Linked DNA regions of Homo sapiens: regions 1 and 2 are each linked to region 3. Evidence: chromatin loops called from intact Hi-C (ENCODE). Cell type or tissue: endothelial cell of umbilical vein. All regions are shown on one strand. Links, peaks and the distances in the headings refer to the core of each region. The heading gives the core; the rest is flanking DNA. Region 1 overlaps KCNT2 (potassium sodium-activated channel subfamily T member 2). Region 2 holds the start of LOC124904597 (LINE-1 retrotransposable element ORF2 protein-like). Region 3 has its middle 59 kb from the start of LINC01724.

Region 1 (10,533 bases), core at 1,963-6,962, 160 kb before region 3:
AGTATATTTTAAAAATTATATAGTTTTTATGGTATATATATAGTAATCTAGACTGAATAGTTTTGAGCAGAATTTTTCAAAAGAACTATTAAAAACCCAAATTGCAAAGAAATTACCTCTGTTCTTTCCTTTCTTATGCCCTATCATGACATTACTATTATTTCTCTAAGTATATAACAGTATTTTTTAGGAAAAAATTATATGAAACTTTTTTTTTGTGTTGTGTGTTAAGCTGCTAATCTGTGTATGCTAAGCTAGGCTAGTTTTACATGATAAAAAGTAAGACAGACATTTATAGGTTTCTATGATATAAGAAGAATCACTTTTGCTCATAAATGACCAAAATCACACAGACTTGGGAGTTGCATTTTACAGATGTGGTTAATTATCATCCTCCAGATCACTCTTCTGCATTCCTTGGAGATTTTAGTTCCTGATTTACTATGACTCTTGCCAACCCTGATTATCATAATTATTGATGATTTCAACAATCTTACCTAGATGATCCTTTGAATATCTGACCTTCACCACCCATTCTCATGGTCATAGCCTAAACCTTGAACTATGAATAATTTTACACTCCACATTCTCAGTTTCTAGCATTCAACACTCTGAGTAGTGCTACTCATTTTCTATCTAATTTCTTCTAATATTCTCAACTCTTAATAGTCCTTTGACCACACTGGAACCTGTCATCCACCGATCCTACTACCTTTTTACTTACCCTAGTCACCTGAGGGCTTTTTCCCTTCCTTACCCAGATTCAAATCTATGATCAGTCATGATAATCACTGCTGCACTGAAATCCTCAATGGATAATTACTGATTATCTACTACACACTGACACTGATCTCAACTCTCTCCCTTTTCTCTCTTCCTCCTACTCCCAGTTTTCTCTCCTTTTAGGTTCTCTACCCACCACCTTGCATGAAATTCCTTAGAGGCAGATGACAACATTCCAGAGGTAGGATCCAGTTACCCTCATCAGTAAGCATCAGACAACTAGAAATCCAATCACAATGGCTGGATATCAGACTATTTAGGATTAAAGCTTTGGGCCCCATCTCTAAGAGAACTAAATTCTTATACATTAATTATGCATGCGGGAATAGTATCTTTAAAATATTTCAGCCAATCCTTGTATCTTAAAGAACACCATTAATATTCTCAATCAAGAGCCAATTTCTAATTCGTTGATTAGTAAGGCCTAAGACTTTGATAGAAGTACAGATAACAGAAGTAATGTTGTGTGAACATTCAGATTAAAAACCAAAGCTTAGGTGATGAAATAGAATGCCTGCTGCACCTGGTATTTAACTTAAACCAATGCATGCACGTATCACATTGTTTATTTTGAAGTGTTTCGAAAAGTAAATTACAGACATCATGAGAGTCCTAGAACGACCTAGACAGGCCTTTTATTTATCACTTACCCTGATTCGTTCCTTCTCTCATGATGAGTTTTATCATTTTTTAAATTTATTTATTTATTTATTTTTCTCGCGGAGGGGACACTCTTAGTAGGCCTTTAAAGCAGCAAACTTTCTCTGGAACTACCTCCAGTCCAGAGGTTCCAAATTCCCTGGAGGAATAGTGTATCTCCACTCCTTTACTCAGAAGACTCCTTGAATCCTAAGCAATTGGCTGTTCGCCTCCCTACACAGTATTTCTGCATATCAAAGACAATAAGGAGATAAGATCTTCCTCGGGTTAGATCCTGTTGTACCTCTCTCCCCAAAAGGGTTTTTATTTACACATCTAAAAGAAGACACTCAAGTAAGCCATCCCAGTACAAAGAGCTGCTAAAAAGTGAAAGAAAAGCAAGTCCTCAATTTCAAATTTAAATGTATCCTTCTAAAGATTTAGCTAACAAGACAATCATTACAATTGGAAAACATTTCATGTTTTCATATTTGTATGAACAAGTACTAATATCTAAACAAAGTTTAAACCCACAAAACAAAATGTGCTTTGGATTAGAAACAACCACAGTAAAAAGTCTATGTCAAATTGATCTACCAAAATATCCCACTTGGTGGCTGTTTGGCATGTCACTGGCATCTGTCATTATTTTCATTTTACTGAGAAAGAAATAAACATTTAGAGAAATTTAGTGTCTCATCTTAGCCCATCTAGGAATTAAAAAAAAAATGGCAGATTCAGGGCTATGACCAGAGTGTCAAGAAAGACAAGAGAACTTTACCTAGGAGCTGGGGAAAAAAAGTCTCTCTGGAGAGCACACAGAATATAATGTTTAGGGCAGAATGGGTACAGAATTTGTATGGTAAAAGTCCAGGCGTGACCTAGTTGAGAAGTCCCCTTGGGTTGATTTTGTTTTAATACAAAGATTTTTGGTTGCTGTTTTTGCTTTTGTTTTCTGAACTTTAGCTGACCACACTTGTAAGATAATGAGCAATGTCAATGGAAACATTGAAACAGGTCATGGATTGTTATCTGGTTGGAATGGAGCAACTCCTGCATTAGATCTATAGTAGGACAGGATGACTTCTGTGGCCATGCCTGCAATTGTGATTTGTTAATGTATCATGCTTGGCCCCTAGGTTTATTGAGCATCTAGTAAGTGTCAGGATTGTACAGGATGCTGTGGCTGCAGTGATGAACAAGGTGGACATAGCTGGTGGCCTTTGAATACTAATAGTCTAACAGAGAAGGTATTAAGCCAGTCATTTAAAATTTTAATTAGAGAATTATAACTGTGGCAATTATTGGGGAAAATATGTAGAATTGTATATAGACTCAGATAATAAGAATATTTGCTCTAGTCCCATGGGTCAGGGAATGTCTTCCTGAGGAACTGATAATCTTTTACCTGAAAAGTGAAGAGAGACTAAATGGGCAAAAGGATGGGTACAGCACATTCCATATGGCGGCAGCATATACGAAGCTCTGAGATCCTGGTAGTGACTATTCAAGGACTTGGAGCAGAGCAAGAGGAAGACTGGTGCGAGGAGGCTGAAATGGAATTTAGAAGCCATATTTTCATGGCTTTGTAAAGTATGTTCATATGTTGGTCTGAATTTTAAGAATAATAGGAAATCATTGAAGAATAAAGAAATTTTAAAAGATAACTGCAGGTACAATGTAGAGAATTGTTTCAGGAAAAGAAAGAGTGGGTGAGAGCCGACCAGTTAAAAGACTTCTGTATTGCCACAACTATAAGAGCATAGAAGGGCAAGTTTTGTTTATTTGTTTCTGTTTTTTTAAAGAAAAGAATATTGTCTTAGATTGGCACAAGTAGTCATAATCTTACGAAGGAAACAACATGTACATGCACATGGAAAATGACAGATTTCTAAATAATATAACCATAAGTAAATAATTTAAAATACTCAACATGTATAAATACAAGATTGATATCTTTATATAGTGAAAACCACTTTTAATGTTTAGATTGGTGATGGTTTACATGGATAAGATTTTTGAATACAGAGGATTCCTTATATTTATCATACTGTCATTTATTACTAACTCAGACTCCCTGAAGTATTTTAAAATTATTTATGAAAGATTACATACATTTATACTTGTTTTAGTGTTGATAGTCAATTGCAGTCCAAAAATCCCAAGTAGTGTTTTATGTGTATCTAAGTGTGTCTGTATACCTCCTATTAATGTATACCCCCTGTTAATTAAAAACATTATTTCCAGCTACCATGGCAAATCAGAATTTATAGTGTAATATATAGCTCAGTAGGTAATATTTTGAATAATGTGTCATAAACATTTTCCAATATTCTTATATTTGTGTTTTTTGCTTTATGATACAAATACAGCTAGTTTCAGAGTTCCCCCAGTAGCCTGTGAAATAGAATATATGGTGTGTTTTTCATCTTTATATTGGTTAGTAAAAATATTTATTGAATAAATTAATGCAGGCAGAGAACTCTTCCATAGATATTTTACACATCTCCACAATTATATTTACATCACTGAGTCAGAACACGAAGTAATTGTAGAAAAGTTTTAAATAGAACAAACTATATCTTCTTTTTTTAATTACAGTATTGCTCTATTATGTTTCTAGTGCCCAGGGAAAAGAGACGTATTATTTCATTTTAATTCTAAAATGTTCTACATGCAAAATGTGTTTAGCTTATATTAAGACCCAGAAATAGATTTATGGTGTTAGTGTTTCAAAGGAGACTAAATAAATCTATTAGACAACCAAATTTGTAAATATAAAATATTATAACTGAATACAAGTAATAGTCTATGGATATAAAGGGGGTTAACATACAGTGTTTCATTATGTAAGTATTAGTTCTAGATTTTTCACTAGGTGGCAGGCTTAGCTAATACTTTCAGTTTCTCAGTCCAAAATAACATAAATGTTGTAGGTTCATTTATGTAGAACAGAAATGGGAGGCACATCACGTAAATTATGTTGTCTTATTTAATTTCAACTCCAGAAGCCACTCAAATACAAGGACTGGGTCACTCAACCATATTTTCACTCACTTTTATTAAGACCCCAAATACTTCTAGCTACATATATGTGTATATTTCTATTTGATAAAATGTGTTATAAAAGAATAATAAACCAAAGAATCCAGGTAACCACAACTTGATTCAAAGTGAGAATACTGGTTTATATCAAAGATAAAATACATATTTTTAAGGGAAATAAAAATGTTCCAAAAGTTAAACTTGATTTTCATTAGTTTGTAGCTACGTTTTCCTCATAAATTCTATCTCTAGCCTGATATCTCAACACTGTCCTAAATGTTCTTCATAATTTATCCATTCACTAGTGTCTTAATGCTACTTAATCTAGGAGTGTTTTGTTAGCCAAAATGTATCACCCCTAGAAAAATACATATATCCTTATAATTGGTGAATTTTTATTGTTTCATCTATTATATTATAGTGTTTAAAGTCAGGAATCTTACTTTATGTGTTTATCTATCTCCTGGAGACCAGAAATTTCTAATAGTAAAAACTTGATAATTATTCATTAAGGCTAAATTGAAGTAATTTATAAAACGTTATTTTTAAAAGAGTTGATTTTTAATATAGGAAACATGAATCCATTGCTAGATATTGTTAATAATTTATTTTATTTGGATCATCTGTGTCTCCTTACACTGGTCTATCTTCCTCTTTATTATAATGGTGGGGGAAGCTTCAGAACCTAATGCTGTGGTGTGACCCAGGCCCTGCCACCTACTAGAATGTTACCTTGAACATACTATTTTGTCTCTTTGGTCCTCAGTTTCCTCATCTATAAACTAATAATTGGAGGTAAATCATAGAGTAGTTTTTTGTAGTTTGAAGAGGTGATGTGACCCTTTCAATTTCTAACACAAGTTAGAAACTATTGAGATCCAAAGAAGTCAGGCAGATAGAGATAAAAATATTAGGCAGGAAGATGTGACTTTGGTGTAGGCAAAAGTGGGCTTTTAAAATCCACCCTTGAGAACCATGGTGAGGAGACATACTGGACAACCACAAGACTTGTCCTAGAGGGCTTATCTCTCCTCACAGCTTGGCACAGACCAGTACACATCTAAAGACACTGAAAAGATAGAGTCAGGGTTGAGACAGGCACCCTCAGCTCTTCCTGGGGAAGGAGAGGATACAGATGGAAACACAAGAGGGTTCCTACCTGATGTGAAGATTACATGAGTTAATCTTACATAGACAACTCTTAGAGCCGTGCTTTATAGTTATTGTTTTATGGATGTGTGTTACCCATCGGAGAGAAAAAAAAGAGGAAAAGACAAAGAGGAGAACCTTAGATCCGTTAATTTTTCTTTTTAAAGTTCAGTGCATGAATGTGGGATTTGTTGTCTGCATGAGTTTATAGGGCTTTGTGCTCATTGATTCATTTTTGTCCTATTTTTCATTTTAGTTTCTATTTCCCCAGATGATGGAATTTTGTCTGTGACAACCATATATGGTGAATATCTTTAGTGACATTGTTATTTTAAAATATTTCTTAAATAAATACTTTGAAACTCCCATATGGTATGAAATTTGGCAGTTGGTGGCATTTCCCAGGCCTACCAGATGGAGTTTGCCAGCCAAAAGTCAATTGACATTTTTTTTCCATCAGGCCACTTTTCTAATTTTTAAAGAGTTTTTGAGAAAATAACTTTTATTTATTGAATGCACTATCATGGGTGACTTTTGAGTGAGAATAGAGCTGCTAAAAGAAAATCATGTGAAATATGGATAATACAATGTTTCTCCATAAACTATTCTAATTAAATTCAGTGCCCTCTTCATCAAGATTTAATCTCAAATGCACAAACATGAATTGAGAAATTGTTTAACAAAGATTTGTTAATTAAAGGAATATAAGGTTATAGTCACTTGAGAGGGAAACCATGCTTTCTAGTTGTTATGATTTATTAGGAGAGCTAAGGCATGAATAAAACCAACCAGGTAGCTAGAGAAGCCAACAGGTAGTGTAATCAATAAATCAGATACTGGGCAGCCAAACTGGAGAGAATGATTCTGAGTTTAAAAATTTTTTAAGTTTCATCTTGAATGGATTTGAGAGCCACTTTAAATATTGGTAGTGATTTCGTAGTATAGAGATTCAGGAGAAAAGTAAACAGAAAAGAAATGGCATTTCAGGCAGAAATAACATCAGAAAAATTTTAAAAACTAAGAAAATAGTAATAACCGATTTAACTAAGAAACAGTACCTTTTGTATGTAGCCACTAGCTTCATGCTTTGCTACATCCTTTCTTTGCAGAATCTGATATTTAGAGTTTCTGTAATGAATTTAAGGTCACAGAACTATTGAAAAAGTTATCAGTTGCACAAATAAAATTACTGTATTTTTAACATTAAAAGTCAGCAAAAGAAATTATATCGTGGTTGTTGTTTTCCTGATATTATTTTAATAACAATTACTACAATTTACCTGAATCAATAACTACAGTAGTATTTATTACCAAAACGAAGATTAAGAACTAGGATTGTTTAGTCAGCCACAATTTATTACCCCTAGAAAAATACGTATATACTTATAATTTGTGAATTTTATTAAAAGATTTCACAAAATACCCAATGATATCCTAGCTCTCAAAGGCCTTGATTAGGTAAGGCCCAATGTTAGTCCATTTGTGCTAATGGCCAAGAGGGCGTGTTAGGTTTTACAGACAACTCTAAAAAAAAAAAAGCAAGCAAACAAAAAAAAACCAAAACTCTTCTTAAGAATGTGTTAGTGTCTTAACCTGAATGGTGACTAAAGCCCAATGTAAACACACCTGAGAGGCAGATAATCAGAGAAGCCTGGTCTGAAGGCTAAGAAAGGCCCTGCTTGCTGCAGAGCAGTAGGGTGGGCACACTCTCCCCAGCAGGAGGGAGCATTCCTGGCAAATCATCCATCAACCTTCCAGAGTTGGACCTGAGGAAAGGTAAAAACTCGTCTGTAATGCTGGAGCTCAAGGACAGGGCTCCCATCTTAAAAGAAGCATGTACCACATCAAGCACTCGGGCACATGGAAGTAACAGCACCCTCATGACTGAATGAGCATAAATTCATAAATTCATAAATTGAGAGCAGAAGGAGCTGATTTGTTCCTGAGCCACACAAACAGGCTGTTTATATTCTGCATATTTGCAGTCAGTTTTAGTCCCTGAGTTCAAGGGATGAGTTCAACCTAGTGATGGGAATTTTAAGTGGTCATAACTTAGTTTAAAGACATATCATATGAAAAACAAAGGTGATTATCACAGAAGTGGCTGCCACAGAGAATACCAAAATATTTAACAAGGAAAGCTACCAGGGATGCATAGATATCAGGTAAGGATCAGATCATGAACAACAGCAAAAATAAAAAGTATTTATTGTGGTATCATCCTGCCCCTTTTCTCTGGGGGAAAGAAATCTTGTGTGAGCGTGTACGTATGTGTGCTCATTTTGGTATATATTTGAGAGAGTGTCAAATGGGAAGAAAGCTAATATGAAGCCATGGGACCTGTGAAAAAAAATTTCAGGATACTTTTGGGGAACACTATCAATGCTTTAGCCTTGGCCCCAATTAATTACAATGAAGTTTTACATAAATTATTTCCTCATCTCAGAAGTTTGTTGTAGCAAGATTTGACATTTAAAAATTGCCCACTATGAGAATAAGGAGCCATAGGACATGAAAGAGCTCACATAGTAGACAAGAAGCTCATTATGTGAAATTTTTGCCAATCAGCTTATTTATCTTTATAGATTTCTGTTTCAATACCATCCACAAAGTAACCTTGTAACTTCTTAAATCAGCTTTATGAGTTTCTTCTATGTTGTTCCATAATTGTAAAGAGAAAATGTCTAAAAAAAGCCAAATTACTGAATTTATTTTTCTTATTGTGCTAAAATGTCTGTTAAAATATTCTTCGGGAAATAGTGTTTCATTTTTCCTGCATTGTATAGAAGATTTTATGTGGCACTGCCTGCTGTTGTAATTGGATATAGTTTTATGCCCAAGGCTAGGAATCACTCACTCATAAATATGTTGTTATAAAAAATACCATATTGGATTGTTAGTGTAATGCAAATGTTCTTTTGAAATGTAGGTTGTTTTCCAGTCTCAGTATTATCACAGAGCTAACTCACCCCGCCAACATGAGATTCATGCAATTCAGAGCCAAAGACTGTTACTCTCTTGCTCTTTCAAAACTGGAAAAGGTAAGACCCCACATTATCAAGTAAATTAGATTTAACCATCTTTATTCAGAAATTAACTCTGTAAATATATAAAAAAAATGCCATGAGATAGTAAAACTAAAATGCTGTTTTGAATTTTTATTTGGGAGATGAAATTCTAATTGATAATTTTTTTAAAAATGTGAATTGACAGATTTGAACGATTTATATCACAGGTAAATATGATGGAGATATTTTGTTCTATTATTATTAAGTATTAAACACATGATTTGTGAAAGAATTAAATGCAACAGAAATGTGTATACTCACTTACTTGCTATGTCATGAAAATGCTGGCTTCCCAGATGTCACCAATACAACCTGACATAAAGCTAAGTTTATTGCTTACCTAGGTAGGGGAGACTACCTCCCCAGTAGAAGTTTGGCAAGGTCTCAGAGGGAGGAAAACAAGGTCAAAATATACTGAGAACTGGAATTTAATTTAATGATGATATTTCAAAACAGGGACTTGACTGGGATTGGGAAGAGATCCGGATAATGCTAATAGAGACAATGGAATTGCAAAGTAATGTTATATGGTCAGAAAGATTTGGTTTCCATTTTCAGTATACAGGCTGAGTGTGGGTGTAGATGGTTTTTGCACTCAGCTTTTACTTACTACTAAATAGTAGTGTACTGAGAGAATTAGATGTGAAAGGAAAAAAAAGACCCAGTCTTATACATGTAAAATGTGTTAACCTGGGTGTGGCGGCTCGTGCCTATAATCAGAGTGACCTGGGAAGCTGAGACAGGAGGATTCCTTGAGCCCAAAATTTCGACGCTGCAGTGAGCTATGATCATGGCAGTGCACTCCAGCCTGGGTGGCATAGTGAGATCCCATTTCTAAAAATAAATAAATAGTTAAATCTAGGCTGTTTTCATTTCTTATAACAATATAAGAGGTAGAGAAAATGATGCCTTATATTTTTTGGTTAGTTATTTCTTTTAATTACCAATTATGACAGACCAGATGCTGTCCTAATTCCTGGGAAACATATTGTTGAGTAAGGTTGTGTCTGTACCCTCATCTATTGATTTATCCAAAGCTAGTCACACACGTGATGTTTATAGAGCCTTACCCTGCTTTTTTATGGCCACAGGGAAATTGTTGTTGTGCCCTGCTTCCAGATGTGGAAACTGAGTTTGAGACTAGATAGATACCTCTCCCAAGATTATACAGCTACCAGTTCAATTCAGCAAGGCATATGTAAGGCTATTAATATTCAGGACAGAAAATTTCCACTATGCCACGTTGCTTTAGCAACATAAAAAAAGATGGCAAGCAGGGCTAAATTGACTCAGACTTGAAAGCAAACCAAATAATCAGAAAACCAGCAGGAATCCGTGCTGGCATGATGTAGTAGTACAGCCTCCTTCATGGGAAGTGAGGTAGAATCACTTGTGATGAAGAAGCCAGGATCTGTAGTCAGATTGGTCCAATTCACCACTGCTTTTGAGAAATGGAAACTGGATAAATTATTTCGTAGCCTTGGGATTCTTATGTGGAAAATAGTGGTAGGAGCTATTTTAAATAGTAGGGTCATTATAAAGATTACAGCACATAATCTATGCAAAACACTTAGCCCTGCATTTGACATATAATTAGTACTCAAATAAATGGTACTAAAAGCATAACGATACATTTTATATTTGTTGATATTGTCACTAATAAATATTTCATTCTGTGCATTCTAGTTGTTGACGAGTCAGTTGACGTAGCAAGGTCATAATTGTGGAAGGTAATTTCAGTATTTGTGAGCATTTGTATTGACATGCTTGTGTGCTTATTGCATTAGGGAAAAAGAAGAAAAATATGAGGTATATATGCCAGTCAATTACATATATCTCTTTATCCAAA
Region 2 (10,533 bases), core at 2,823-7,822, 220 kb before region 3:
GGTCCCAGGACCACTACCCCATACAGATACACAATAGTAGAGGAAGAAAGTTGTAATAAAATAATGGTTTTTGGAAAACAGAAGAAGGAAATGCACAGTAGTCATTGGTCCATAGTATGTCCTTTGGCACACGAATTGAGAAACCTCCAAAGCAACATATAAAATTCCTTAATTAAACCTTGATTCTTCTCTTTACGGAGTAATTCCTTTGTCCATTCATATTCATGGCTCACTATTCTCTGTGGCCACTCTTGAAGTTGAAATTCGAGTGGATTTCTTCTAGGCCTCTCTATGTGTCAGTAACTGTGTTCAAAGTTCTTTTCTAAGAACCTTGTTAAACCTGACTTACTGGATTTTGTTGCCCTGTCCATATCACCATCTTTCTTGCAATGGTGGATACCTTGGTATCATCTGAAACAAGTTTCAATGTGAAGGCAGCACTGCACTTTAATCTGATTTTGTCACAGGTCTGTCTTTATTGGTCTGGCTGGGAAGTCTAAATTAGAGGCCTCTGATAAAGGCTCTGAAAGGGAATGTCATCTCCTGCTATTTAGGATACAGTTCACTTTTTCAATTCTGCAAGTGTTCATTTTTATACTTTTTATTAGATTTTTGATCACAAGCAAACAATGTACTACTTAAGAGAGTTCTATTCCCTTCTCTTTCTGCTTGCAAAGTGATCAGTTCTTACCTCAGATCAGCTCTCTATGTATTGCTGACTAAAATCAGCAAGGTGCTGTGAACAAACATTAGTATACTTGCCCTTTTCAACCACCTCTTCTAAACATCTCTCCATAGGTAGGTGGTTTTTGCATACAAAGAGGAAAATGGGTAGTAGGGAAAAATAGCAGTTACTGTTATTGATGTATTTCTACAGTATGCATTTCTATATTATCTAAATTTTGTGACTGTCTCTTCTATTTTTAATTAGAAAATTATTTGATAAAAATTGGCAGTTTTTGACTTGAAATTCTCCCCCCCACCAAAAAAAATGTATCTGATAAACCTGAAAATGTACTCTCTCTCCCAGCTCACCGTCACTCTCTCCAACACTGCTTGGTCATACTATCTGATGATGTTTATGCCCATGAAAAGGATTCTTTTGATGTTCTAGAATAATGTTTCTGTAATTTCCATTCTTTCAGTGTTCTTGCTCAGCTCATCCTAGCTCAGCAACCATTCTAGGGTTGTAACTTAGATCATATCATTACCAATAAACGTCACTCCTCTGTCATCTCCAATCCTAGTGTGTCCTTCTCTGACCACCACTTCCTATCTTTGTAGTTCACTCCCTCTAATGAAGAACTTCAACTATCTTTTGACCATACAAGACCTACAATTCATTGTCCCTACCAAATCTTCACTGCCATTTACACCCATAGGTCTTGTCTTCCCTTCTTAGCCTGCTTGAATGTCATGGCACATTATTAATAACCTACATCTTCGATTACACTTGTGACAGTGTTTATGTGGTTTGTGGGCAATAGGGAAACAACTATGAGGAAGCGGGTCAGAAAGTAAGCTGACCTAATGATTAATGCTGAATGGTGCTGCAAGCTTGTTTTATTTCATTTCTCCTCCTTCTTTCTTTTTTAATTGGTTTAATAAAATTTATAGGGATGGTTTTATTTTAGTTGAATGTGTCAAGAGTGACCCAAATTATGTAATCAAGTCTTACAAGGTGGAATGCTAAAGAGTTGGAAAACATGAAAACCAATTAGAAAGTTGTTAGCCTAGAGGAAAGAACATCAGAGTTTGAATAACAGTCCACAATCCCTTAGCTGTAATTCCAAAACCAGGAATCTCTGCAACATGAAAATATTTTTGTAGTCTTGGTGGTAAAACACGAAATTATCTGAAATTATTTGGTGGTAGTTCCTGCACTGAACTGCCATGAAGCTATTTAACCCTTTATTTTTTCTACTTAGTATAAATATTCAAACATTTAGCTGCAGAAACAATGATATTTTTAGGAATAGGTTGTTCCTTGGATATGTTATATAGTGTCTGGTAGATGAAACATATTGCCTTTCTAAAATCTGAATATTTTTTAATTCTGAAATTTGATATCTGAGCCTTAAGAATTATGGATGTATTAGAAACCTGTAGTAAGTAGTGAGAATGACAATGGGAAAAAAAGAAAGAGAGGGGAATTTGATTGTATAATCCATAAACTTTGGCTATTATAATGTATTGGGAAATGAGGGGCAGTTAGAATGAAGGAATATTTTCAGTATTTTAATTCAGGCTGAGGATTAGTGGTTAGTTCTAAAAAATGTCCCAAGAGGAAGGATGGATTTGGACCTAAGAGGACAAGTCTAGATATAGAAGCAGTTCTATTTTTCAGATTGAGTTTTAGCTCTCTGTGATGCATGCAAATAAAGATTATTATCCAGTTGAATATTATATCATATCTTTTTCCTTGTATTTTCCATTCTTAGAAATTAAATAGCTTTCTTAATGAAAAGAGTACTGAATTTACATTTGTTCTAACAAAGGCTTTCATGATAATTATATATTAACTTATTTATCTAAAAATGGTTATTTTCTCTGATCCAGTACTCTCTTTTTATAATAAATATTTTGCAACACTTCCTACACTATTTTGAAATGAAATTCAGAGTAAATATAACTATCTATACACATAAAGTATAAAAAGTTAGTATAATATTCTAATTCTAATATGAAAGAGAAAAAATGGAAATAATAATAAAAAGCATGTTTTTTTAATATGTAAACACTCAGGCATGAATAAACAAGAAGACAGTGGGAAAAAAAGACACTTTTACCAATGACAAGGTGCTAGGTTTTGACTGATACATATCATATATTAATTTTTATTAATGACTTACATACAATGCTAAACATAATAAAGTAAAATTTCTCTTAATTTACACCGCAGTTGCATCCCTAGATAATTCAGTGTACAAAGGAACAGTGCATACATACTTTGTGTTTATGTGTAAAATTGCCACCATTGATGGTAGTACATATACTTATTGTTGAAAGGGCTGATAGACACTGTAAAACTTTTACCAAATGTAGAAAAAAGACACATGCAAATACAAAAATGACTATCGAAATGTAGGAATCTTTTGCTTCCTTCTAATTTTCTCTGATTAGTACAGTTTTTGAAACATTAGCCACTGCAGCAAAATCTTCCCACAGCCATTGCCCCCCAAACTCAGATGCACACATTTATTGAAGAAAAGGGAGGAGACCTAATTATTTTTTTTACTTTTTTAACTATTGAAGGAAAATACAATGAGATATTTTCAAAGTATAACACATCCATCACATTTTCTCACATTCCCCTACTGAAAGAAATATGGTTTGTGCACTGTAGTAAGGAAAAGTTAATAATTGCATGCTACATTGCATATATGGTAATCATACCTTCCAAATTTTCTGTTACAGTTTGAAATTTTAACAATTCTATGTGGTAATAAATGTACATATTTTTCTCAGATCATCTGTTCTAATTTTTGATTTGAAATTTATGGGTTCCCTATGTATTGATATCATATGATTCTACAGTAATAACATTCCGGGTTTAGCAGTTTTGTCACTCTATTTTCACAGATTGGGCATACACACTCAAAATTATTTTGAGATAATATTGAAATGATAGTTTAAAAACACTCTTCTTTTGCAAATCTTATGTACACTTCCCTGCATTCAAAATTGTATCTAGAATCTGCTTGCCTTTCCTGCAAAGCAATAAATAATCTGGTTATGTATTTCAAAAACATTTTATGTCAATTATAATATATTGACAAGTGGGTGTGGGGAGAGAGATTATCAGTAGAAACTTGATATTTTTGTATTTTTGAGTAAATCCTGACATATATCCATAGTATATATTTTCTTCCATAAAATGTGAAAGAGAAACAATAAAAAATGAAAGCAAAATAAAAAGTAGTATGCTATCTCATGTACTAAATCATATTATAAAAACAGGGCAGAACGAAAGTCAATGTTTGTCCAGAGCATTTGCTAAACCATTTCCCATGTAACCTTTTCTTCTTTCTTCATAAATTGTATGGTGTTATGTATTCATTTTATAGATCTAGCTCACTGACAAATTTGATCTTCTATTTCTTAATTTTGCTAAAAGTGCTACTTTTCTGCCTAAGAATATGTATTTTCTTAGAATTTTAAACCTTCTCTTTATTTTTAATACCAGCTATACTTGTTTATTTGGGAAAACAGGTTTTTGTTTTTTCCAAAATAAACACTATTTAATCACTTTTTAAAAACACGACTTCTGTAGAAAATAGAATATCTGGCATCTGAGCCCTCATTCCTGCATAACAATGCTTGGCCTGAGTAGCATCATTCTCTTTAGATGTGGCCTGCACTTTCCCATGTGCTCTCATTTCTAGCACTATTATTTTTATGTCATTGAATTTCAGCAGCCATTTATTATGTTTTCTGGTTGGACCCTATCATCTTTTGGGTTTATGACTTTTAGGAATTTGGAGTTAAAGTACAATTTTAATTTCAATTTATTTTAGCAAATTCTATTGCTTGATATTACAGTTATTTTCATAGTATCAAATATATTTCTTCTATGCTAGGCACATATTATCTGCTAAATCTTTTAATAATTACTTTCTAAAATTTATGCTGTGTCATTATGAATTTGATATATCAGTACTCTTCTAAATCAGTACTGTTGTATTTTATACTATAGAATTATCAGAACAAAAGGAGACTTTATAAAGTATTTGAAATATTTTAGACCACACCTCAAACCCACCTGCTAGGCATAGGAAGATTAAGCATTTTACCAAAAGTTGCCAATTTTGTTAAGACAGGGTTAAGCATTTTAGCAAAGGTTGCTAAATTTGTTGAGACAGGAGTGACCCCCAAGCCAATCACTTAACCCATACTCCAGTACTCTTTCTTAGGAGATATATTTCCTGGGGATAAAATTGCACTTGTAAAAACATCTCTAAAACAAGTATGTTTATATTGAGACTTTTACCATTTTATTCATTTTGTTTTATTTTTTACATTTTATTACTCTCCAAAGGTAAATTATTCTAATTTACCTATTTTATTTCAAACAGATCATGTTGTTTGTGAAGAAGAGTTTAAATACGCCATGTTAGCTTTAAACTGTATATGCCCAGCAACATCTACACTTATTACACTACTGGTTCATACCTCTAGAGGGCAGTAAGTATATTTTTTCTTTAAGTTAACCTTTTAAATTATATAAAAAACAATAAGGGCAGTTATGTGATTTAAAAATATAGAAGGCCTACGTATACAGCTAGATATGTACCTATACTTGAATTTGTGTGAGTTATCTTTATCTGGTAGATAAATAAAGACATGTTAAAGAATCCAAGACATACAAAAAGTGAGTAATTTGCTGTCTTTTCTCAGTAGTCTTGAGATAGTTTGTTGCAACTTATTAGTAAATTCTAAGTGCCGGCATCATTTGTTAGGCCTAGGATTAGGACATTATTTTTATTTTAAAGATGAATACTTCTGCAGCAAATGAAACATTTAATTAAAGGATTCTCACAGTTATTAGTATAAGAACTTAAAGTCAAATTTTTCTGTTCCTGAGGTAAGTTTTATCTGAAAGCTTAATGTACACAATTGATGTCAAAATGGCAATTTTATAATAGAATAATAACAAAGTAGTTGTATAAAATTAGCTAATGCAGTATAAATCACTTTTTATATGCATTTCAAGGTTGGAGAAAGTTGTACCATTAGAACCTTTTTTATTCTTGTTTGTTTATTTTGATAGAGTTTTATGAAATACAGAAGTTGTTTTTGACTAGGATGATCAAAGAAAATATAACTAGTGAACATAGTCATTGCTCTTATTTAAAGAGACAAATGTACTTCATTTCATATCTTGTCATATTTCTAATCTTATATTTCAGACAAAATGTTGATTTTCGAAGTAAATTCCACTTATGCTAGTGGTTATGATTACTCATATTAAGTAAGTTAATTGATAATTGTTTAGGTGAAGTGTCAAATCAAATAAATCCAGAAAAAGGAAAATTCTTTTTTGAGATTTATTTATAGATGGATAAGTTGTTAATTTAAAAGTAGTAAATACTCAGTGTTATATAAATTAGATTTTACTGTCTTACTTCTGACTGCCTAATTGGGATGGTAAAAGTTTCTTAGGAGCAATTTTCTCAAAGTTGTGAATAGGAATATTTCTATTCTATATACTTACAAGCCTTTAATCTGTGCAATAGGAAGGATGTAACAGGATTAGGAATGACGTTTATCTTCTTTGCAGAAAGTGTTTGTCATTTTGATGCAATTAAATAAAGTACTAAAAATTATTTTAACACCAATTAAGTGAACATTCATAGAACTCATCAAGTGTCTTCATTATTTTTCCGTAACGTCTTCGTACAGACTCAGACAACTGTAATGATGACTATCTAGGCAACTTCATTGTTGTATACATGAGTGATAAAATAAGTCCCATAAACACTATATAACACAGCTCATTACTCATGACTGAAGTTAAATTTCGTTGTGCATCTCCTAGTAAATATTATTTATTGACAAACAGTATTGCCTGGTGAAAAAGAATTATACTTCACATAAGTTAAAAAAAGATTTTAGTGATCCTTAGAATAAGACGTTTCCCAACATACTCTAATGAATTTTGCCTTATTAAAAAAGAAAGCAATGTTGTTGAAAACATTGTTATATAATTAAGGATTTCCTTTAAATAAGAGTGACTTGCAAAATTATTTTACAACTGTGTCACAGTAAATGCTATCATCCACCATAATAACTTCTTATAGTAGATTTATTGAAATAAAACTTACATACTATACAATTCACCCATTTAAAGTGTACAATTCAATATGTTAAAAGTATATTCATAGAATTATCCAACCATCACCATTAAATGATTCCAGAACCACATAAAGAAATTATCTACCCTTTAGCATCACCCTACATTTTCCCCCCACCAATTCTTGCAGCCCTAGGCAACCACAATCTATTTCTGCTTTTATAGATTTACTGCAGCCTCCACAGTAGCTGGGACTATAGTCATGAACCACCATGCCAGGCTTTTTTTTTTTTTTTTTTTTTTTTTTTTTGTAGTGACGGGATTTTGCCATGTTGCCCAGGCTAGTCTCGAACTCCTGGGCTCAAGTGATCCATCTGACTTGGCCTTCCAAAGTGCTGGAATTACAGACCTGAGCCATTAGGCTCAGCTGAAATCATTTTAGTATATTTGGTAATACAGTAAATAAATGAACGTAAAGAATTTTAAATAATTTGGTTTTGCTTTAGATTCAGGGGATATATGTGCATGTTGGTTACTTGGGTGCATTGCATAATGGTAGAGATTGGGCTTCTAGTGTACTGGTCACCCAAATGTTGAACATTGTACATAATGTTTTTCAAGGTTCATTCATATTGTAATATGCACCAGCACTTTATTCCTTTTTACAACTGAATAATATTCCATTGCATGGATATATCACATTTTATTTTTCCACTCATCAGTTGGTGGGTATTTGGGTTGCTTCTAACATTTTCACAATGCTGCTGTTAACATTTGTGAAAAGGTTTTTGTGTAACATAGGCTTTCATTTTCTTGCGTCTATATCTAGGAGTAGAATTGCTGGGTCGTATGGTCACTCTGTTTAGCTTCTTTAGGAACTGTCAGAATATTTTTCCAATAGCACTTTGATTATCATCATCAATATATCAGGATGCTACTTTCTTTACATCATCAGCAGTATTCGTAATTATCCGCGCTTTTTTTTATCATAACCATCCTAGTGGGCATGAAGTGGTCTCTCCAGCAACTTACCCAGTACTCTGACTAATACAATTCCCAAGGCTGATTAAAACTCTTACAATATAACATTTTCTTTTTCTATTTGTTATTATGTTAATTCCAGTTCTAGCTGATCTGTCAGTCATAAATAAATTAGATGACTTCATAGAACTGTGTAATTTATATTTTTAGAGAGTTTATTCTGTATTTTAATGCTTCTCAATTTTTTTCCTCATTTTTCAGACCCGCTCACTTTATTTACATTTGAGTGTTCTGTGCTCTTGGCAGTGGTATGTCTTATTGTTGATTAAATTAGCATTTTTATTTATTTGGCAATCTTGTCAAAAATAAGTTTATTCTCAATGAAAATAAATTTATTCTTCCACAATGGTTGAACTAGTTTACAGTCCCACCAACAGTGTAAAAGTGTTCCTATTTCTCCACATCCTCTCCAGCACCTGTTGTTTCCTGACTTTTTAATGATTGCCATTCTAACTGGTGTGAGATGGTATCTCATTGTGGTTTTGATTTGCATTTCTCTGATGGCCAGTGATGGTGAGCATTTTTTCATGTGTTTTTTGGCTGCATAAATGTCTTCTTTTGAGAAGTGTCTGTTCATGTCCTTCGCAGTGTGGTGATTCCTCAGGGATCTAGAACTAGAAATACCATTTGACCCAGCCATCCCATTACTGGGTATATACCCAAAGGACTATAAATCATGCTGCTATAAAGACACATGCACACATATGTTTATTGCGGCATTATTCACAATAGCAAAGACTTGGAACCAACCCAAATGTCCAACAATGATAGACTGGATTAAGAAAATGTGGCACATATACACCATGGATTATTATGCAGCCATAAAAAAGGATGAGTTCATGTCCTTTGTAGGGACATGGATGAAATTGGAAATCATCATTCTCAGTAAACTATCGCAGGAACAAAAAACCAAACACCACATATTCTCACTCATAGGTGGGAATTGAACAATGAGATCACATGGACACAGGAAGGGGAACATCACATTCTGGGGACTGTTGTGGGGTGGGGGGAGGAGGGAGGGATAGCACTGGGAAATATACCTAATGCTAGATGACGAGTTAGTGGGTGCAGCACACCAGCATGGCACATGTATACATATGTAACTAACCTGCACAATGTGCACATGTACCCTAAAACTTAAAGTATAATAATAAAAAAACAAAAATAAATAAAAAAAAATTTATTCTTTAGAAAAAATCACCTTTGAACATGGACTATAATGATTTCCACAAGGAAATGCTGGATTATCAGTCCAGTTTGTTAACATTCAACTGGCCCATCCTGATTACATTTCAGCTTTATCAGAATTTTAAAAATTTAGCAATTCATTTTCTTTGTCTTTCAATTTGTTTTCACAATACTTAATTAGTCCCATCCATGAGGTAATCTTTTTCACCTCAGTAATAATCGAGGGGTAAGAAAAAGAGAGAATTGATAAGAAAAATACTGCTTAGTTAGAATTCACAGAAGTTTGCCACTGATTAGATATGAGTGTAGAAAAGAGAGAGGGGGAAAAAAAGAAAATCTCCTCACTTATTGACACTGGACAGTAGAAAATAATGAAGTACATAGTTGGCAGAAGGAAAAGTGGTTTGATATTGGATGTATTTGCTTTCTGATGAAGACATAATGTGGTAGGAATTGCTGCACGCTTGGTTCCTGAGGTGGTGGATCGTGCCAGTCAGGCTCACAAATGTGAAGGAGGAAGTAGTAGGGATTTGGGAGAAATGACAATTTGAGACTATTTTCTAGGAATTTATTAATTCTAGGAAATAGAGTGAAGAAAAGGAAAGCAAATATAGTATAGCATAATAAAATAACACTGAGATAGGATTTCTAAAAGGAACTGGATTGTTAACAACATAGATGATTCTAGATTAAGACTGAGCAAGCATTTTGGAGGCTGTTCTCTGAGGACTTCTGAAAAAACAATTTCTACAATGGGGATTTTCTTATTGTGAGAAAATATGAACAAATTAAGGAATGATAAGAAATGAAGTGTGGTTGGAGATTGCTACTTCATTAGGTTTGTTCATTAATCGAAGAAAGAAAAATAATGGAAGTCCTATTGCACAGAAATGTTAAGGAAAGCTTTTTCTATGTACACAAGTATTTATCTATTTTTGTTTGCTTTTAATGTTTAAATTTTAAGTACCACTAAAGAAAAAGAGATTGAAAACGCAGTGAGGGAGTAAAGGATGAGATCCGGAGACTGGAATGCTTCTGCATGATAAAGGGAAAATCATTTATTCCTTAGGAAGTAATGGGTGAGGCAAGTGGTGATTTACACTAATTTTATTTCTGTGGAATAAGGAATATTGCATTAGTTAAAAATGTGTTCTGCCCCATGTAATGTAATATCTCACTGAAAGTAGGGGTGGTGTTTAGTTTACACCTTAAAAACTATGGGTTCAGCATCCAGAGCAGGCTATCTGACTCAGTGACGTCATCAGAGCACGTTGTTCTGTTTTCTTATTCCAACATCTTTACCCTATAGTCTTTACCCTTCAGGATTCTCTTATTGTAATCGTAAAATGCATTCTCTGCTTCAGGCTAGTCTTCTAGGTAAGAAGATGGAAGAATGTCAAAGGGGCAGATTATTGCCAACTGAGGCTATATTTAAGGCTTTCCATGAGTCCCACTCATTGCCTTTTAACATATAATTGGTCAGAGCCCTGTCACATGTTTCCAGACAT
Region 3 (10,533 bases), core at 2,305-7,304:
GCATTATTCACATTAGCCAATATGTGGACTTATGTGGTATATGTACAATAAAATATCATTCAGCCTTAAAAAATATGTAAATACTACCATTTGTAAAAACATGGATGAAACTAGAGAACATTATACTCAATGAAATAAGCCAGACACAGAAAGACAAATGCAGTATGATCTCTTTCTCGCTTACATGAGAAATCTAAAATAGTCCCACTCATAGAAACAAAGACCAGAAGGGTGGTTAGCAGGCGTCAAGGGGAGGGGGAAGCGGGAAGATGTTGGTCAGATGGTACAAACTTTCAGTTACAAGATGAATAGGTTCTAGGGAACTAACGCAATGGATGACAACTATATTTCGTAATAATGTATTGTATACTTGAAATATGCTGAGAGGAGATTTTACATTTTCTGACCACATACACACACACACACAGACATACAAAGATAACTATGTGAGGTGATGGATATGTTAATTAGCTTGATTGTGGCAATTATTTCACAAAGTATACATAAGTTGAGACATCATGTTGTATATCTTAACTATATTTAATTTTTATTTGTCAATTTTACCTCAATAAAGCTGGAAAAAAGTAATAACATCGCTATTGTTTTGGTTTCTATTGATGACAGTTTGCTTGACTTGAAGGTGCAAAGACTCCACGAGTTAGATTTTGAGGAAATATTCTCTATGAAAGGAGAATACAGGTTATAGGAATTTTTTTCATAAAACTTTGCTTTATAATGTGTAATAATGTCATAGTAATTATAAAAATAACAATGTTATATTACTTTTTGCTTTTGCGATGGACTTCTTCAAATACAAAGACAGTTTTCTCATTCCTGAATTTCAATCTTTGGATGGAATGAGGTATGTAAATAAGGTCAGGATACCTTTTTTGATAAAGATTTCCCTAAAATTATTAATAATTACTTTCAGATATTGAATTTTGGCCCCATTTTTATCCTTCCTTTATCCATACCCTTTATCTTGTGCATTTGCAGTTCCTTCCAAAATACACACACTAGAGGAAGTGTGTATTTTCCTGACCTTTGACTTTATGTTTAATTATATGACTTACTTTGGCCAATGGCATGTAAGCAAGCAGACAAAATGCAAGTGAAAGCATGAGACGTGCTTACCGGTTGGACTTTCTCTTTTGCTCTTATATTATTGTGATAAGGAGAATATGCCCGAACTAGGCCACTGTGTCAACAAGGATGAGAGTAACAAGGCCAATCCTGGGCTCTAACCTGCAGCTTGGAGTCAAGCCCAGCTATGCTCAACCTAGATCAGCTGACCCCCAGATGGCCAACAGCAAGGAGCAAAAATACATGCATTTTGTTTCAAGCCATTCTATTCTGAGGCATTTTGTTACACAAAAGTATTGACATTTTAAATTGACACTTTCACATCTATTCTATTAGTTAAGGCTCTGAATGCTCATATGAGGTAGGTTTTGTTATCTATCTTTCACACACAGAAACTGAGCCCTACATAAATTAAGAAATGTGTCCAAAGAAACAGCTAGGAAGCAAAAAAGGAGAAACCTATTTCCAGTGTAGAAAGTTGAATTCTCCCATTAGTAAAAGTATTTTCTAACAGGATTTTTCTGAGTAAGAATTAACTGCATTTCTTTGCAGGTGCCACAGTTATATTTTATTTTGATTTTGACTTATGGGACTGAGTTGGCATTATGGTAAAGTGATTAAGAGTGTGGGCTCTGAAATCAGGCTGCCTGGGTTTATATTTTGGCCCCCAAGTTGCTATTTATGTGCAAGTTATTTAACTTGATTTTTCTGTTTCTTCATCATGATATGGGCCTAAAGCCTTATAGTTCATATGGTCGTTGTGAGATTTATATATGTTAGTACATTTAATAGGCACTCAATAAATATTATTATTTTGGAAAAACGGTCAATTTTTATATTCTAAATTTATATATGTGCTGAGTAAAGTGTTGTTTGTTAGATTTTGTATGCAGGAGATCAGTTTCAACATCTACTATGCAAGAGGAGTGAGAGAAAATCAATCCATTAATTAACAGCAGTCACCAAATATGCCTGATGTGCAAACATTTTTTAACCCTGAGATGGTCTGAGAAACTTACTAAAATCTGTACCTATGAATTGTAAGAATGTTCAAGTCAGTAAAATATTATGAACAAAGTCATATATTGGCTACTAAACTCCACAGCCTATATGGCAAATGAAACATCCTCACTTGTTGAAGAAAAAATAAACATGAATGAGAGATAATAAGAGACATGGGAGTAGAGATGGGTTGGGGTCCAACTGACGGAGATTTATAATATATTAACGGGAACTCCTTCTCTTTTGGGGTTAGGAGGAAGTTAAAAATGAACAGAAGATTGACCTTACCAAACTTCTGTTTGATGAGAAAATTCATCTAGTTGCAATGTATAAGATGTATCAGTTTGAGTAAAGGTTGGAAATACAAAGCATGAGGTGTAAAAATACGTAAGGCATTTCCCAAAGACATTATTTATCGTCAAGGGTAACTTTCCATAGCAACACGTATCTTTCAGTTAGAGCCTGTGTCTCAGGTGTAATTGTGTATTAATTGAATTTGGTTAATATCTGTTTATGCTGTTACTTTAAAACTTCCCGATAGCAGATATTATGTTTGTATGTTTGTTATGTTTATTTAACATTTTGTCCTCAGAACCTGCAGCAGTGATTGGCCCACAGTTGTTGCTTGGTATCTGTTAAATCAGTAAAGAGATAAATGATAAATGAGAAAATGATACAATGAGACAATGAAGATAAATGCAACATTTTTTAGATTAAATATTATTTAATCAAAATCTAATTTTATAATTGAACAAAGTGTAAGAATAAGTGTTTCAATCAAGATTATGTAAATTAAATGAACTTAATTTTTAAAACTACTTTTTCATTGAAATACAAAGTTTCACTGAACTTTAAATGTCAGGAATATTTGAATCCAAATACGGGAAAATGTTTTCCATTCTACTCTCTTCTGAAATACAATAATATAATTTGTGTTGTGTGTCTTGTGTGTGTGTATGTGTGTGTGTGTATGTATGCATGTGTGTGTGTGATACTTGAGCTAACATTTCTAGGTAGTTTGTCCTGGGAGATTGTCAGGGTTATTGAACTATAATACTTTTAAAAGAGAATTCATACATTGAAATCATGAATTTGTTAGCTTGAATTTCGTCTCTTTTTCCCAAGAGACTGTGAACTCTTTAAGAGTAGAAACTTTGCCTTTTTAAGCTCTCTGCTTCACAAAGTGCTTGGTACATCATTGGTGATCATCATCTATGTAAAGGAATGAATTTTTCTCATGTTAATCTGGAATTAAAGATGTAAATATTCTCTAAATTCTAGAAATAGTGACCGTTTTGCTCAGTTTTATCTTCCCAGGGACTGGATATGTCTGTATTTACATCAATAGCACACTCTCTTGATTCTGTAGCTTTGTATTAAGTTTTAAATTGGGAACTGTGAGTGCTCCAACTTCCTTTTCAAAAATGTTTTGGCTGTTCTGGTCCTTCACATTTCCACATACATTTTAGAATTAGCTTGTCTATTATTGAAAATAAAGCAGCTGGGCTATTGATAGGGATTGCACTGAATCTATAGATTATTTTGGGGAGTACTGCCATCTTAACAATATTAAGTTTTCTAATCCATGGACCAGGGATAGCTTTCCATTTTTATTTAGGTCTTCTTTAATTTCTTTCAACAATGTTTTGTAGTTTTCAGTGTACAAGCCTTGCACTTCTTTTGTTTAATTTATTCCCAGGTATTTAATTCTGCCTAGTTTTGTAACTACACTTTAGTGAAAACAGTCATGCTCATTTACTTACCTACTGTCTATGTCTGCTTTCCCTACAATAGGAGAGTAGGTGCAATAAAAAGTTTGCCCACCCCTTGTCTAGAAGTCTCCTGATAATACTCTCTGCTAACAAATACAGCAGGAATCATTTTTCATAAACACTCTGAGAAATTTCAGTATTCTCTCTAAAGTTGCAATAAAGTAATCTTTACAGTGCATAGAAATGTCTCATCTCTTATCTTTGGGCCATTATCCTCTGCAATTTCTAGTACAATTTATTATCTGCTTCAACAAATCCTCAAATTGCTGTCCTCTAAATGACACATTGAGGGTCTCTAGGACCTTCAAATATTATCCTTAGATTCCAGATAAGCTGCAGCATTACAATCTGGATTGTTTGAGCTTCATAATATAGTAATACTAAATAAATATTCTTGCTCTTTTGACACAGACAACAGAATGCAGTGTGAGGGATGTCAAGTCATCTGGGAACAACACTTTCTTAAGAATTCATCTCAATTTCTGCGTTTTTTGGAAAGGTCCTTAATTGTTTGCTGCCTCTGCAAGCTAGACATCTCTTTCAGCAAATGGAGACCCAGATGGTGAGGCAAGAGAAGGAATGACCAAATTAATGAAAATGTTCTTTCAGCTTGTTATTGAGCTTGTTATTCTCCTGAATGCTTGCTCTGCGACTGTTATGCTAACTGACCCTGTGGGTAGAGGAGAAGGAAATATCTCTTCTGTTAAATTAAAAAATAATAATAAATGACAATCAAAAATACAAATAGAATTATATTATTTCTTATTTTTGAAAGATAATTGTGCCAACATCTCATACAGTTTTCAACAAAATAGATTTAATTGATCTCCTTTGAGGGGTAGTCAATCAACAACAGGTGGGAGGGAAAAAATTCCAAAACTCAGACCTGAAACACATCTCGAAATACAAGAACAATTGGAAGAAGACACTTACTAATGAGAATTTTAAAATTTAAAGGCTTGACTTAGAAAGAAATCCAAGTACAAATAATGCAGACTATATTATTGGTTTATCTTTGAAATTGCTTTGTGACAGCACCATCTTGTGGTTAAATTTAAAATAGTTTTCCACTCTAATCAAAGGTAGGCTTAAGCTAAATACATAGTTTCTTATGATTAGTCTAACATATGTTATACTTATAAACCATGGTCTTTTTCTATTTAATTTTACTGTAATTTTAAGAATACGCTTTTTATTATTTAAAATTCAGAAATGTTTTCATTTTATAAATTATTTTGAAAGATCTTATTGTACTCCTTGGGGCTAATTTAATAGTTTAAAAAGTACATAATACTTTTTAATACCAAAAGTTATATTTGAGCAAAGAGAAAGGTAAATATATCATGAGTTATACATAAGAACTTTTTAAAAATCAGAAATATTGCCGGCCGGGCGCGGTGGCTCACGCCTGTACTCCCAGCACTTTGGGAGACCGAGACCGACGGATCACGAGGTCAGGAAATCGAGACCATCCTGGCTAACACGGTGAAAACCCGTCCCTACTAAAAATACAAAAAAAATAGCCGGGCTTAGTGGCGGTCGCCTGTAGTCTCAGCTGCTGGGGAGGCTGAGGCAGGAGAATGGCGTTAACCCAGGAGGCAGAGCTTGCAGTGAGCAGAGATCCCGCCACTGCACTCCAGCCTGGGCGACAGAGCGAGACTCGTCTCAAAAAAAAAAAAAAAAAAAAAAAAATATATATATATATATATATATATATATATATATGAAATATTTTTATCTTTGAACTTACTTTTTAAACATTCTTAAAAAGTTAAGGAAATTATATCATTAAACTTTTAACAAATGTTAGACTCTAAGGGCTAGATAAGATAAAGGCAATAATCAGTATAAGACAATAATCAATACAAGGCAATAAAGGCAATAATCAGTACAAGACAATAATCAATAGGCAATAATCAATACAAGCATGATAAATATGAACACTGTAATAATAAAAATATGATCAAAATTTGTGTTATTTACATTGTGTTAATAGAGAGCATGAACCAAATGTTTAAGAATTTATACTGCTGTGGTCTACTCCTTACGCCGTGATAGGAACTATTCTCAATCAATTTCTGTTTTTTTTGTTGTTGTTGTTGTTTTTTCAGAAACCTCTCGTAGTAGCTAATTCCCACCTCTTCCCAACCTTATAAATCCCATGTTAAATCTCCTCCATAATGCAAAATTCCTGATTACTGATTATGGGCTTTGTTTGCAAAGAATATGGCTTTATTTCAGTCTTCTTCAGAATGTATTTCCTGTGGCTGTTTAATTTAGATTGTGTGTTTATCACCTTGAGGATCACATCCAGCCTCTCTGACTGTAGGTGCAAAGTATGCTGAGAATGAATAGAACCTATATTCTTCAATCTGGAAGGCAATTTTGGTAACTCAAGTTCAGTTTGCCAAGAAGGAAATTTAGACCCCAAAAGTGAAGCACGTTTTCTAAAACCAAACTAGTGTAGGCTGATTAACCAAGGGGAAAATAAAATACTTTAGGCTTTGAGGTACAAGTTTTTTTTTAGCTCAAATTATGATTTGTGAAGGTTTTCAAAACATATACACAAGGCCAATCTTGTGATTATATGTTTAACATTTAGTTCTTTATAGAATAACATGTTTCTAATGACAATAATAATACAAATATGATTTAGTTAAAAATAACTTCTAGTTTCTTCAGTGGCATCTATCCTAGGTAAGCAAACACGTGGGTCCTGTTTTTGCCTGCAGACCCTGTCTCTCTCTAGATAGTTGGTGTTAGTTGTTTGCCCTGTGACCTAACTTACCTAATAGGTTCCAGAAACATTGCTATTTGCATAATTATTTTTTAGCTGTAAGAGTGGGAGCAATGTCATTTTACTTTCATTTCTAAATAGCATTATCTGGCCGGGCGCAGTGGCTCACGCCTGTAATCTCAACACTTTGGGAGGCCGAGGCAGGCAGATCACTTGAGGTCAGGAGTTTGAGACAAGCCTGGGCAACATGGTGAAATCCTGCCCCTACTAAAAATACAAAAAATTAGCCGTGCATGGTGGCCGGCGCCTGTAGTCCCAGGTACTCGGGAGCCTGAGGCAGTAGAATTGCTTGAACCTTGGAGGCGGAGGTTGCAGTGAGCTGTGATGGTGCCACTGCACTCCAGCCTGGGAGACAGAGCAAGATCCTGTCTCAAAAATAAATAAATAAATAAATATTGTTCTCTAATAAAAACAATGAGATGAGATGGCTTATTTTAGGGCTGGCACAATGAAAAATATGAGATGAGCGTTTAACATCTTGTACAGCCAGGAAATAAGGGGAGGGGAAGAAAGGAGTGATGTCAAAAGGACACAGAAGACAAGTTGAATGAGCTCCCACTATGCAAAGCTGGATCTATTCCAACAACATACTAAATAATAACAGCAATAGATTGTAACTCAAGGAATGGAATATTTGTAAATAAAGAGCTATCATTTATAAATGAATAAATATATTTTCTGAATATATAAGTAGGGGAGAAGGGGCATATCTTTTAAATAGAAGGGGTCAAATAATAAATGTAGGAAGGATGAGGCATCAAAAATCACCGTTAGAACCCCGTAGTAACTGATGCTGCAGGCAAGATCCACTAAGGCATGCTAAAAACAGTCAGCAAAATTTTAAGGAGAAACAAGATATTTGTATAATTTCAACATATTTCCCTCAAATCTTTAATAATTCCTGTATTCATTTTAACTTATATCCAAAATTATTTGATATTATTCCATCTAGGAAGTGGAACTTAATTTGCCTCCCATTGAGTGTGGCATGGACTTAGTGACATGCTCCTAACAAATAGAATATGGAAGGGAACAATAACAACTTTAGAGGGGAGAAACCCAGAAGACAGACACCGCCTCCTCTAAGTGATCAACATTAACATCATGAGTAATAAGTCAGGTTGATAGCATGTCACACTGACATGATGTAGTAAGAAGGACACTGCTGGCCAGGCGTGGTGGCTCATACCTGTAATCCCAGCACTTTGGGAGGCTGAGGCTAGCAGATCACCTGAGGTAGCGAGTTTGAGACCAGCCTGACCCACATGGAGAAACCCCATCTCTACTGAAAAGACAATATTAGCTGAGTGTGGTGGCTCATACCTGTAATCCCAGCTACTCAGGAGGCTGAAGCAAGAGAATCACTTGAACCCGAGAGGCACAAGTTGTAGTGAGCTGAGATGGCACCATTGCACTCCCGCCTGGGTGACAGAGCAAGACTCCGTCTCAAAAAAATAAATAAATAAATAAAATAAATAAATAAATAAATAAAATAAAATAAGGACATTACTGTGATTTTCTTCTCTCAAATCCAAAACTCCAATCAAATTATGATAAACATTAGACAAACTCAAATTGAAAACAATATTTCTTCTAAGGTGACAAAGTCATGGAAATACAGTCATAAAAAGGAAACAAAATAAGCGTGAGTACAGTCACGAATTCAAGGAGACTAAGGAGACATACTGACGAAATGCAATGTGGTGTCCTGGTTTGATTTCAGGCATTAATGGAAAAACTAGTGAAATCTGAGTAAAATATGTAATATAGTTATTAGTATTTACCAACATTAATTTCTTAATATTTATAAACATACCATATATAGTAAAGTTAGATGTTAACATTTAGGGGAAGTTAGGTGAAAGGTGTATGGGAATACACTGTACTATGTATCTTTGCAACTGGTCTGTAAATCTAAAATTGTTTTAAAATTGTTTACTCTTTTACAAAAAGAGTAAAAGTGTAGTTTTGAACCCACTCCTGCTTTTCTTGAGTCACTGTGTGTCTATTCATCTAAACTCTAGAGGGAGCACAATGGTTTTCTGGTCAGAAGGATTTCCATCATCAGGACATCTTATGGTATGAATATGACAACTTGAGTTGAAGTTTAAAAGCATATGGGATTTCCATAAGTTACGTCACTAAACTGGGAGATGAATACTCTGATCACTGGTGGCTGAATATCTAAATAATTGGCTGTAGCTGCAGAGTCAATGGAATTAATTATTGTCTGCCTTATATTTTCTTCGGCCCATCATGCAGATTTACCAGAGCCTTTCTGTTGGCTAGTTTGAAATTTGTAGTCTGTCAGCTACCCTTATTAGTTATTTGCTTACTGCCATCGATAATAATGACAGTGATAAAATCTCATTCATATTCTTATAAAATCAAAGACTCAGACAGGGGATTCCCAATTTCTATTGCTAGAGATGTATCTCCCAGGGCTGTGACTGTTCACAGAATCTGAGTACACCTCCCACGGCAACTTCTTTTCCATATTCCTAAACATGCTATTAGTATGAAATTAATGAATTTTAAAAAAATCTGTTCCTTCTATATTTACATCATTTTCTAACAAAATACATAGTCAGCAAAATCTCTGGGCTCAGAATTTTTTGTTGTCTTCAGTAGCACGTCTAGCAAAAAACAGTGCCCCCTAGGTGGCTTCCAAATGTCTGTGAAAGTGTGAGTAGTGAGCAATTGCATCAGATAGTCATCTCTTCCAAAAGGCCAATGATCGATGCTATGTAACTCCTGATGTCTGCCCGAGGCTGCACTCACCATGGGTCTCTGTAGCCACAATTGCAGCAACAGAGAGGCACGTTTCTCACATGGCCCCAGAGGAGCTGTCTATCCTTTAGTTTTTTTAAATCTCTGTCAATACCTGCTGCTACTCTTTTTCAAAAACACTTTTTATGTGTCTGCTGGTATATAGACTCCCAAATGTGCATCTACAAGTACAGTATCATTCTTTCGAAATCCAGATAATCAGACCTCTGCCAAAAGACCGTACAACTATCATGTCAATAGTTTGTTTGGAATGATGGTAAGAGTAGTCTCAGAAACGACTTCAGCAAACCAAACAAGGAATATTTATTTAAAGAATACACAGGGATGTCAGTGCCATTCCAATCGTGGCACAACAATTAGAAAGACAGTTCAGGTCACTCAACATTTCAGGCTTTTGATCTCAAAGTTCTTACCAGAGATTTTAAGATTTCAGAGGACACCATCTGAATGGAGGGCCATTTCAGAACTCCTTCAGTCCTGGTATTTTATCGAGTAGCTTGAATAGTTTCACACATAGATTGATCTGAGCCAGATGAATCTCAGTGATCTTGGAGTTAATTAGTATTCATTGTGACTACTAGGGTACAGGACATAGCATTCTCGGACCCATTTATATTAAGAAGAGCATCCTTTCAGTCAATGCATTCATAATCCATGGGTTATTTTTTTTAAAGTTGGCTAATAGACTCCAAGGTCAAAAACTTCTTTATTTATATTTTCTTCCTAGGGCCAAGTCCACCTCTTACTCCCAACACACACACACACACACACACACACACACACACACACACAAAACACAAACACACACACTCCCACCCACCACTTTTATTCAAATAAATGGAGTTTGGGATATATCGAATATGGCTGGGCAACATCCTTCTTTGCTGAAAAGATTCAAAATAGTTGTTGAATATGTAAAAACTTTACAAAATATATTAAATATTTTTTGTGAAAAACCCCAAACTAGTGTAATTTTAGGGAGTAAATTTTATGCCAAAATATCCTGATATAGCCTGATGGTAGACTTCTGATTTTCAGGGAGTGACAGGCTGCTTGCATTTCAGGTCATGCCAACTCAAATTCATCCTT

The links. A loop is a pair of places that touch in the nucleus more often than their neighbours do. Peaks named below come from ENCODE experiments on the same cell type or tissue, not always from the same donor. Only the 100,000 strongest peaks of a DNase experiment are listed, where the experiment ranks them.
Region 1: a loop joins it to region 3, with 10 times the contacts of the local background. A loop is called at or near these places in 37 of 110 quality-filtered maps.
Region 2: it touches region 3 in a loop (7-fold over the local background); 4 of 110 quality-filtered maps call a loop at or near these places.

The regions. Positions count from the first base shown.
Region 1 is chr1:196,303,358-196,313,890 of GRCh38, reverse strand. It overlaps KCNT2 (potassium sodium-activated channel subfamily T member 2), which reads left to right. Exons shown (of 28, transcript NM_198503.5): 22 at 8,546-8,657. Among named protein-coding and RNA genes, the nearest start is that of LINC01724, 220 kb to the right of the region's middle. In endothelial cell of umbilical vein, for the core only: no CTCF peak of the experiment used is centred there; a DNase peak (open chromatin) is centred at 4,320.
Region 2 is chr1:196,367,791-196,378,323 of GRCh38, reverse strand. KCNT2 (potassium sodium-activated channel subfamily T member 2) reads left to right here. Exons shown (of 28, transcript NM_198503.5): 14 at 5,076-5,184. It overlaps LOC124904597 (LINE-1 retrotransposable element ORF2 protein-like), which reads left to right and starts at 7,146. Exons shown (of 2, transcript XR_007067045.1): 1 at 7,146-10,533. RefSeq lists an enhancer at 4,056-4,592. In endothelial cell of umbilical vein, for the core only: a CTCF peak has its summit at 5,164 (motif pointing right); a DNase peak (open chromatin) is centred at 5,203.
Region 3 is chr1:196,142,944-196,153,476 of GRCh38, reverse strand. No RefSeq gene overlaps it. Among named protein-coding and RNA genes, the nearest start is that of LINC01724, 59 kb to the right of the region's middle. In endothelial cell of umbilical vein, for the core only: a CTCF peak has its summit at 4,912 (motif pointing left); a DNase peak (open chromatin) is centred at 4,896.